Linked DNA regions of Mus musculus: region 2 is linked to region 1. A link is a contact called in ENCODE POLR2A ChIA-PET data. All regions are on one chromosome and are shown on one strand. Each heading gives the region's core, a stretch centred on a gene start or an enhancer-like site at or near the end of the contact. The rest is flanking DNA. Distances are from core to core; before and after follow the strand shown. Region 1 holds the start of Zbtb18 (zinc finger and BTB domain containing 18). Region 2 has its middle 27 kb from the start of 1700016C15Rik.

What was found. ChIA-PET counts read pairs that join two places held with the same protein, here RNA polymerase II (POLR2A).
Region 2: POLR2A ChIA-PET joins it to region 1 with 17 read pairs in Patski. The contact joins the enhancer-like site here to the promoter of Zbtb18 in region 1. POLR2A ChIA-PET finds 5 or more read pairs at or near these places in 3 of 5 experiments (Patski and embryonic stem cell).

Annotation. Positions count from the first base shown.
Region 1 is chr1:177,439,542-177,444,598 of GRCm38, forward strand. It overlaps Zbtb18 (zinc finger and BTB domain containing 18), which reads left to right and starts at 2,810. Exons shown (of 2, transcript NM_001355099.1): 1 at 2,810-3,054.
Region 2 is chr1:177,700,369-177,705,425 of GRCm38, forward strand. No RefSeq gene overlaps it. Among named protein-coding and RNA genes, the nearest start is that of 1700016C15Rik, 27 kb to the right of the region's middle. Within about 2 kb of position 2,310, at least 2 of the 3 ENCODE cell types and tissues checked have a DNase peak (open chromatin) inside an H3K27ac peak, as active enhancers do.

The sequences.
Region 1 (5,057 bases), core at 1,560-4,059:
GGAAAGCTTGTGTGGATTAGAACCGTGCAGCAATGGCATTCTTTCAAAGAGAAAGCAACGGAGTAGTTTCTCCAATAGGTTAGTATTGGTGGGATTTTTGTTTTCCCCGAATTTGTTTTCATTGTGTGTGAGGTGGGCATTGAGAGTAGTTCATTAGCTTTAAAGCAACAATGAACTCTGTCAAGTCTCCTTGTTTAAACTGCTGTATAGGAGTGGGCAGACCTCTGGCCAGAGACATACTCAAGGGGAGTTATTTGCACTCTGACTTCTATCTTCCTTGGATCCAGTGGATGGAGAATAGAAATAGTAGCCCTTCTGTATACAGCACCTCTGATACCAATCATACTTTATTGTTTGTGTTTGTATGTTGATTTTCCAACTGGAACCAAAGGTAGAGTTTAAATGAAGTTGGGGTGGGGGAGGGAGGAGAGAAAATACAATTGCACCAGGGACCTTGGATATAACTCTCATAGCAGTGAGAGGTGACAGACTGGCTTCCTTAAATATTCATTTAATCTGTATATCCTGGACATACTTTTCTGTTCTCAAAATGGATACTAGTTATGGCTCACAGGGAAAACAGCCCCAAAATAGAGCAAGCCATATTTATGACTTTCGACCCACCAGTGTCTTCTGTCTGTCTCTGGGACTGTTAGCTCTGCTAGCAGGTACACTGTGTAAAACCGTTGTTAGAGCTGTGATTTCGTTCTGGATGCCATAAAACTGAGTCTAAGTTTTGATGGATAATCTGAATCCCAGTTTTCTTACAAATTTATGATTTGATATCCTGACATTAGCAGGTACTTTATATCTATTTATCAAGAGGTTTGTTAACCCCTTATTGTTAGCTTTTAATTGGTGAAACATGGCTTTATAAATATAAACATCTTTTTCCTTTTATCCTCTTGAATTCTCCATGAAACATATAGATTTCTTTTTATGTTTCTTTCTTTTTCTTTCTTTTTTTTTTTTTTTTAAGTATTTCATTCATCTAGAATACTGGTAGGCACATGAGGTGGCTCAAGCCTTTAATCCCAGCCCTTGGGAGGCAGAGGCTGGCAGATCTGTGTGAGTTCAAGGCCAGCTTAGTCTACATGTGAGTTCCAGAACAGTAAGGACCATCTAATGCAGAGACCCTGTCTCAAACAGCCAAATCAAACTACAACAAACACCACCTGTAAACTCCCAAAATGTCTAAACAAATTGAGAGTGGGTCTTTCTTCTGGGAAGCACGGGGGGGGGGGGGGTAAGAAATTCGGGTTGAATCTGAGGATGCCCCTGAGGCCCGCCCTCCCCCCCCCGCCCTCCCCCCCCCCCCCCGCCCCCATCCATCATGAGGATTTAAGAGATTTGAGGAAAGAGTAGAAACCATTACTGTTTCCAACAGAATATCAAAGTTTTGGGAACTTGGCGTAGTATGTGTGTTCATTAGCAATTCAATATGTCTGATTTGCCCACACAATTACTTTCAACTTCTTTACTAGTTTGTCCTGGAAGAAAGAGAAAGCAGATTTTGCTCAGCTGCAAGGTTTCCTGGTGAGTTGGTTAGCAACCAGGCTTGCCAGTCAGCGTTCACATAGCAAACAGTAAACACATTTCATTTAGACAATTACTAGTGTGTTGACTTCCTCGCTATGCACTTTTCTTATTGTCTTGAATCATTCTCTCCCCTGCTTGTTACTCAACTTTTTACTTGTGTGTTATTCTTGCCTTCCATTATCTTGAGGGCAGAAATTTTCTACATTTCCTCTTTGCTGGTTAGGCACAAAGAACAGGTAAGGAAGAAGTTTATCTGAAGGGAGAGAGGTGCAACACAAAATAAGGTCTCTCCCTTCCTTACAAAGCCGTGGCTCCTTACGCACCAATTAAGGAACAGACTAAAGCGTCTACAAGTATCAATCTCACTGGAAAGGTCTAAGACTGGTCTCGGGGCAGTGTCTTTGCTTGTCACGGAGAGTACAGACGGGACGCGGGGATCGTGAAAAGAAACGCAGCTGCAACTTGAACAGAGGACGCCGGGGAAAGGCGCCTCTCACAGCCGCTAGGAGCTTGTAGCTCGCATGCACCTGGCGACCGACTCGGCAGGCCGGAGGCGGCGCGTCCCTGAGGAGAACGGGGCCTGGGCGAGCACCGCAGGAGGGCCAGACCCAGCGGCCCCAGGCTGGCCCTGGCCAGCTGCGGCCCCGCGCGCTCGGCCTCCCCGGGACACCTGCCCCGAGAAAAAGTATACTTATGGCCGTCGCGGTGCACGCGGACTCGCTCGCTCCACACCCCCAGAGCGCGCTTGTCTCCAGCCGGGAAGCAGGCCCCTCCCCGCGCAGCTGTCGCCGCCGCCTGCGGGCTCCTTTCACTTTCTCACGGCCAAGTCACCCAGAGGGGAGCCACTGCCGCCGCTACTGCCGCCGCCGCCGCCGCCGCGGTCCGCGAGCTCCGCCCCTCCCCGAGAAGACCACGCCCACCCAACAGTCGCCGTCTGCGATTGGCGCGCGCAAGCGGCAGCTCCTGACCGCCACTCCTATTGGTCGAGCTGCCCCGTCAGTCCCGCCGCTTCTCCGCCCTCCCGGAACACCGCGCTTCTACTGGGCGCCACCGAGGCCGGGGGCGGGCCAGAGACCGGGGCCCGCCGCTTTCGCTCAATCGCTGAGCGGCCGGCAAGGGGCGGCCCGGTCGGGCGGGGCCACATCTGGGCCGCGCCGCCGCGTGCGTGCGTGTGCGTCGTCCGCCCCCCGCCCGCGCCCCGCCCGCCCCGCCCCCCGGCCCGGCGCCGCGCTCGCCCGCCCGCCCGCCCGCTCCCGCCCGTGCGTCTGGCAGGCTGCGGCCGCCGCTGGGCTGCTGCCATGGGGAGCCGTTGAAAGAGTGGGGCCCTGTGGCTCGGCCGCGCGCCTCAGGCTGCCAGCGCGGGCGGGGGGCGGCGGGGGCGCGCGGGGCCCGGGCCGGGGCCGGCGGGCGGGCGGGGGCCGGCGGAGGACGCCCACAAGTCCAGCGGCGGCGGCGGCGGCAGAGGAGGAGGAGGAGGAGGACGCGGCGGGGACGCGGCGACTCGGGCCGCTCCGTGTGAGTCCCCGCGCCCGCCCTGCCCCGCTGCCGACCGTGGGCTCCCGCCGGGCGGAGTTAGTTAGTGTGGCGGAGGGCAGGCGGTGCGGGCTCGCCTCGCCTCGCCTGGCCGCGCTCCCCGGCCGGTGCAGCTGCGGCGCGGGGCGGACTCGGTGCAGCTGCGGCGGCGCCTCCCGGTGCGGAGGGCGGGCGGGCGGGCGGGGGAGGGGGCCGGGCCGCCGCAGCTGCAGCGCCCGGGACGGCCGCGGCTCCGGGGCCGGTGCAGCTGCAGGGCCGGGGGAGGGGGAGGGCGCGGCGCCCGGGTTGCGGTTGCCGGGAGGCCCCGGGGGCTGGCGCGCGGCGGCGGCGACGGGGGAGCGGTCGCCGCGCCGCTTCTTGCGACTTTTCTTTTGTTGTTGCCGCGACCGGGGTCTGTTTTCTCGGCCGTTGTGGAAGGTGCTTTCCTGCTGCACCGGCTCTCTGCCCTGCACCTTCTTCCCCGTGGTTTCACCCTTCCTCTTTCCCTGAAGTGCTTTATGCACCGCGAACTGCGGGAAGATTTGCATCTCCTCTCCCACCCCTGAACCTCACACACACACCCGGGGCACCCTGCCCCCACCTCTGAAAAACAAACCCCCTAACCTCACAGAACCTCCGAGGGTCCGCGGTAGCGGTGGACGGGTCGATCCGTGGAGTGGATGTCTTCGGGCCATTGCGGTGCTTGGGACTCATTAAACTGTCACTCACCCCCACCACCACCCCACTGGGTAAACTGGGTGATTAATGTCGGATATAGTGGAATGGGGCGAGGGCATCTGTGGAAAAGAGGGTGTGTGTGTGGCAGGGAAGTAATGTGTCTATCTGCACAGAGTGCCTCCCGAACGAGTTCAGAATTGTGTCATTCACCGCGAAGTTAGAGAAAGTTAGGTTTGTGACTCGTGAGCGAGAGCAGAACACAGTTGGGGTTTTGTTCTCTAGCTCCCTGCCTCTGTTTTCTAAGCGAGCCTAAGTGGTTGTCGCCTGGGTTGGGACGCTTGTGCCTCAGGCCCCAACTTCTTTTTTCTACTCTCCAACCTCCCAAGGGTCGGTGGAGATGTGTCTGATATTCATAGATGTCGCAGCACCTTGCAGGGCACCCAGCGACCCAGCCCCGGTTACATTAACATTACATCAGCCATTAGAAAAGATCCACAAACTGTAGCCAAAAAAAGTTCCCAAAGTCTACACTTGGCCTCCCAACCCTCCTGGTGATCACAACCCCTTTCCCCAAAGTTATAGAGACCAAGGGCAAGACAAAAGTGACTTTTCTGAGCAGGAAGACAAGCTGTGTGGTCAAACAACCATTCTAAGTGACTGTAGCAGGTTTTGTCAGTTTATTAATTTGCCTCATTGAACTAAAATACTTTCCAGTATTTCAGAAGTGCAGTTTGAGTTTGTTGATGCTGAAAGTGGAAATTTGCACTAACGGTGGCAGTGTGAACTATTTTCCTGAGAGGTAGATCCAGATAAATTGCTTAGGTAAGAGTAAAACAATAAGGTGAACCACGCTGAAGTAATAGTTCTTAATAAGTCTGCCAACATTTCGGAGATGTCTGCCATTATCTCCGCAGGGGAAGGGGGAAAAACATGCTGTAATAATGTTGAAATGGGACTAGAGATGTCAAATGGGTTGGTTTAAAAATATCCCTAAGCTGCCTTTGAAACTAGACGTTGGAGTTGAATAAAAGTGAATGTGGGTTTCCTGAATAGCACCGAGCTCGAGTGTGCTGTCATATGTAAGCCAGTCCACCAACTTGAGGCAGAAGTGTTGCGATTCCATAAATACAGTAGGACTCCATATGCTGAGCTTTTCAATTTCTTCTGTTAGAAAGTTTGGGGGGAAAAAGGAAGACTTTGAAGTATTTTGTTTATACTAACAGAAGAGAAAAGTTCTCCTAAGAAAAAGCTGGTGGCAGGAGTGTAGAGGAGTAGCATATGGCATTAAAGGAGCACAGCTGGAGGTAGCATTTCCATCTGAACATGAT
Region 2 (5,057 bases), core at 1,060-3,559, 260 kb after region 1:
CCGCCTCCCCTTCAGCAGGGCCCTGTACCTGTTCAAAGGTCAAAAATTATGTTTTTGAATAAGACCCACAGTGGTGAGTCCCTGATAGAGTCAGGAGTAGCTGAGGCTGGAAGTGCATATGGATAGATTCTGGATTATATGTATAGATTCTTACTATAGAGTCACATTTGGCAGGTGTTTACTGGGCTCCTCCTTACAAGCCAGACTTAGTGTGCATTCTCAGGCCACTGAGCAAAGCTTCAGAGAGCCACCGGAAGGAAGCCTTCCCACTCGGGCGGATGGAGACATGAGGAGTCTATGAACCCTCTAGAAAACAGAGACAAGACAAACACTCGCCTGGTTTCCCCCACACTCCTCGAGCTCCTTTCATGGTTCTGTTTCCTCTGTGAGTTCTTTGTTTGGTTCCAGCAGCTGTAAGAGCACAATCAGGCAGCTGCACAGGCCTTGGCCACGTGCTACGCCATACTGCTGTGACAGAAATGCAGAGGAGCAAATGGGCACTCACCAAAGGGACAAACACAGGCACAGTTTGCTGCCTGAGTATCTGCCGGTGGTGACTGATCTAGTGCCATGAGAGGTCCATTGATCCCTCTTGACCTATCACCTCAGAAGGGAACCCCAGGGTAGACGAGAGCATGGGGAAAGAACATGTCTCAGGACTCTGGGGTCTGTTGAAGCCTCCAGTCCCTGAGAATGGAGACTTTTAGCATGGGGACTGGAGGACAAAACACTGGAGTTTGGGTCCCAGAGTCCACCTGTAACCCTAGTGCTCAGGAGGTCGTCGAGACTCACACAACAGAGGTGCTAGGAACCAAACTCTAAGAGCAGCAGGAAACCTTAACTGCTGAGCCACCTCTACAGCTCCTGCTACTTCTTTTATATAGATATAGACAATAAAGCTGTTTTCTATACAGTTACTCAAATAAGGATGTTAAGGTAGCAATAAACCATGCTTAAGGCTGAGAACCTATGACCTTAGTATGACGTTTCTCCTTTCCCAGAGGTTTCCTGAGAATCTCACAAACCAGTAACTTTTGCTAACAGTGAGAGCATCTTCATTTTCCATGCAAGCCTGGGACTCAGGGTGTCACCCTGTCAGCTGTAATCTTGTTCATGTCCTCCAGGAACTCACTACCCACCAAAACTCTGGATATGGCCGTTGTAAAGTAAAACTGAGCTCCATTTATCTATCTATCTATCTATCTATCTATCTATCTATCTATCTATCTATCTATTTACACTCCAGCTTTTATCCCCCCCACCCCCGAGCGCCCTCTTGAGACACTCACATTCCAGTGGGCCATATACTTTCCTCCTCTTATAAACCCCAGCTCGGAGACATATCTGCTCTGCATGAAATCTTTTTTACAGCGAAATCAATAGTACTGCCTCACCTGTGTGCAGAGCTCTGAAAAGAACTCCGGAGGCCTGGCGGCAGGACGTGGTGGCTCACTCCTCAAATCCCAGCCCTCAGGAGGCAGAAGCAGGAGATGACTGTAAATTCAAGGCCCGCCTGGTATACACAGAAAGCTTCAAGTCAGTCAAGGCTCTACAGTGAGGCTCTGTGTGAAAAAGAACACCATGGCTGCTGCAAGCAACAACATAGACATATACATGCCTCCTGTTCCCTAACCACTGATGACATCACCACCTCAGGCCTGTCACACAGGGACCCAAATTTAGACATGAGCTTTGGAGGGGACATCCTTATGTGGGCAGCATCGGAATCATGAGGGCATATGATATACAGTATACAGGGGTGTGACATGAGACAGGACTGAATACCCCAGCTTAGGGATGGAGACAGGGGACCGGCTGCTCATCTTAGCCTACACATTGAGACATTACTCTTAGAAATAGGAAAAAGGGGCAGGGTGAATAAGTAATTGTTGCAAGTAATAAGAAAGCTATTTCCTAATCTTAAAGTGACAAGTGTTAGGCAAGCCCAGTTTTACTAAGGTCTTGAGTTCGTTTGATAGTGAAACTTCCCAAAATGCTAAGGAAGATGGCTACCACATCTTCAGCATGCAGGGGCAGACGACAGCCCAACCGACCCTGTTCCCCCCTTAGTCTGACATCTTGCATGGAGGATAAGACTTTACTAAATCCTCTCCAAGTTCCAAGGGATCCTGTGAGAAGGGGGCTTTCACAGGGTCACACAGAGTTCTATGCTCTGTCCCTGAAGCCATCTAAGAACTGCAATGAGCCACAGTAGCCCCTGTGTGGCAGCCTGGCGTCAGGTCATGATTGAGAGTAAAGTTCTCCTTGCTTCCCTCTGTGGTTTTATACCCTGGGCAATGAACCAAGGGGAGCCCAGGAGCTTCTGCGAGGCGTTGCAGCTCCCACCCGCAGTGGCCCCTCTACAAAGGCCATGTCAGCGACTGATGCCTGCAGGGGCTCCTTCCTCGCCACCACCTCACTTGCTTCCGTTCTTCCCTAAGTCGCTCCATCTCTTCTCTTTCCAACTAGCCTGTCTTCCCACCCTTTGCTGACTCCGAAAAATGTGGGTCTCCACTCGGGCAGCAAACCACAAGAAGCCTCGAGTCTGCCTGGGCACAGAAGAAAGATCTCTTGGAAGAGTCCCTTGAGCACTAGTTTCTCAAATTAACAGGGTGGGAGAGAAACGAATCCGAGCAGCAGTGGCGGCAGAAAATGGGACATTGCTGCCACCTAGAGGCAACCAGCCTCAAATTCAGAAACTCTGGACCAGCCCAAGCTTGCTTGAAAGCCCTCCCTTGGGAGCCAGACAAGTCAGTAATGAAATTTCCAGGACGAGCAGGAGGCATCCCTGTCTCTCATCCAGCCATCGAATCTGTGGCTACAACAGTCTACAACAGACTTGAGAGTCAGTAGCTCTGTAAGGAAAGATGACTCGGAGACAAAGGGATGCATTTGACACAGGGACGAGAGAGAGGAGAGAGAGAGAGAGAGAGAGAGAGAGAGAGAGAGAGAGAGAGAGAGAGAGAGAGAGAGAGAGATTGTCTTGGGATTGTCAGAGCCTGCCCTGCTGGTCTGCACAGGTTTTCCCCTAATGGCCCTGGGATTCACAATACTCCAAGGAGCAAATGAATAGGGAAAATAGAAACCTCTATGAGGATGGCTTTGGCCTTCCTCTGAGTCCCCAGTCACTTCTGCCAGCAGCCGCTAGAGAACAGGATTTAAGTATTCATTGTTGTAATATTACATAATTTGTTTCTCTCTCCTTCCAAAAATGGAGTACGCTGAGCAGTTTTCCCTGAGTCACTGAGTCATGGAAAGTTTACCATTAGTTCTGCTTCCTTCCTAATGACTAACACTTTCTTAAGAAAGTTTTCAAAGATGGATAGATGACTCAGCAGGTGAAGGTGCTTGTGGCACAAGCCTGACTAAGTTCAGTCCCCAGAACCCCCTTAAAGGTGGAAGAATATGACCGCTGGCACACTCTACAGGGCTAAGGAGCAATATGTGTAATACATCTATAAGATTCCAAATGAAAAACACACTGTATTCATGCTATAGATTTCCAAGCCTTCTTGGATAATACCCAGTAAAAGCACAGTACAGCATGCAGATAGAAGATCTCCAGGAGACAGGTGTAAAACCCTACTTTGACACATAGGTGGGTCTTTTTAAACCAGGCCCTTCCTTCAGACTGGGGTTTGATCCCTGCAGACTTGCAGGGCAGCTGCACATTTTCCAGCCTTCTGGACTGTATACATTTCTGATCTTTTCCTCTGGGTCCTGCACATCCTGTCTCCATAGGATGCTGCTTTCTCTGCCTCTCAGAGCCTCAGTAGCAATGCACCCTCTCTTTCTCCTGGGGTTCTCACCCAGAGTACCCAATCATAACCCAGGGGAGTGTTCAGATAGAAAAAAACAAAACAAAACAAAACACCAGGATTCCTATGAGTCGGTGAGAGAGCAAGCTTGGAAACAATTATCACTAAGAAATTTCTTGTGACAGATTCAAGAAACAGGAAGCAGTGGGGTAAAGGGAGAGGTGTTTGACTGGGTCTGTTCTCTGGCAGGAACAGGAGAGGGCAGGGACAGCTTAGGACTGAATAGTGGCAATGGCATCAGCAGGCTCTGGGTTGTATGGGTGATTCCTAGCTGTCCAATTCCTGTGGCCTGGGATGGTTTAGGGCACACTGACCTGATGTGTTAAGGTGTGATAAAGGAGATGGTTCAGGGCTCTGGATTGGCTGATTTAGGCATCAAGGCTGTGCTACCAGGGAGCTTCACTGTCTCTAAACATTAGCTTCCTCTGTACTCTCTGCAGGTTAAAGCTTCAAAGGACAGATCATGGAGAATACAGGGGGGAGGGGACTGAGGAGATGGCTTAGTCAGTAAAGTCCCTGCAACACAAACTTAGAGACCTGAGTTCAGATACCCAGCATCCAAGTAAAAGCCAATCCCCATCCCCCATGTTATAAATCGGGTGTAGCAGTGCAAACCTGTAATCCCAGCTCAGAGAGCAGTGGGAGGCAGGAGGAGCCCTGGAGCGTGGTAGGCAAATCAGTGAACTCTAGGTTCAGTGAGCTCTAAGTTCAGTAAGTGATTCTACAGTGAGAGAGAGAGAGAGAGAGAGAGAGAGAGAGAGAGAGAGAGAGAGTAAGACACTTGCTATTGTACCTCTAGTCTCCATATGCTCACGTGTATGTGGACACACACACACATACTACACACGTGCGCATACAAAATGTACATACACACAGAAAAATGCAAGACATGAAATAGCTCATTAGGACCAAAACCACAAGAGACAGAGACCGAGAGAAAGACAGAGAATTAAAGCCACTAAACCCCTTAAAATTAAGAAAAAAATATATAATCAGCACAGCCCCCACCACTGACCTACCCCACTCTATGATTTATTCCCTCACCCCAGGCCTACCTGCACTGTGCTGGCTCTTGAAAGATGACGTTGGCTTGATCTCACAACTCCTTAGAGGCTATGTAGCCCCTTCTCTTTCTCTGAAGGTCCAGCTCTTCCCCCTTGAGCTATAGTATGTAATTATCTGCCTAATGCTCAAGGGGGCAGAAGAGGGCAGTTCCTGACTAAGGTGCCTGTTGTCTTC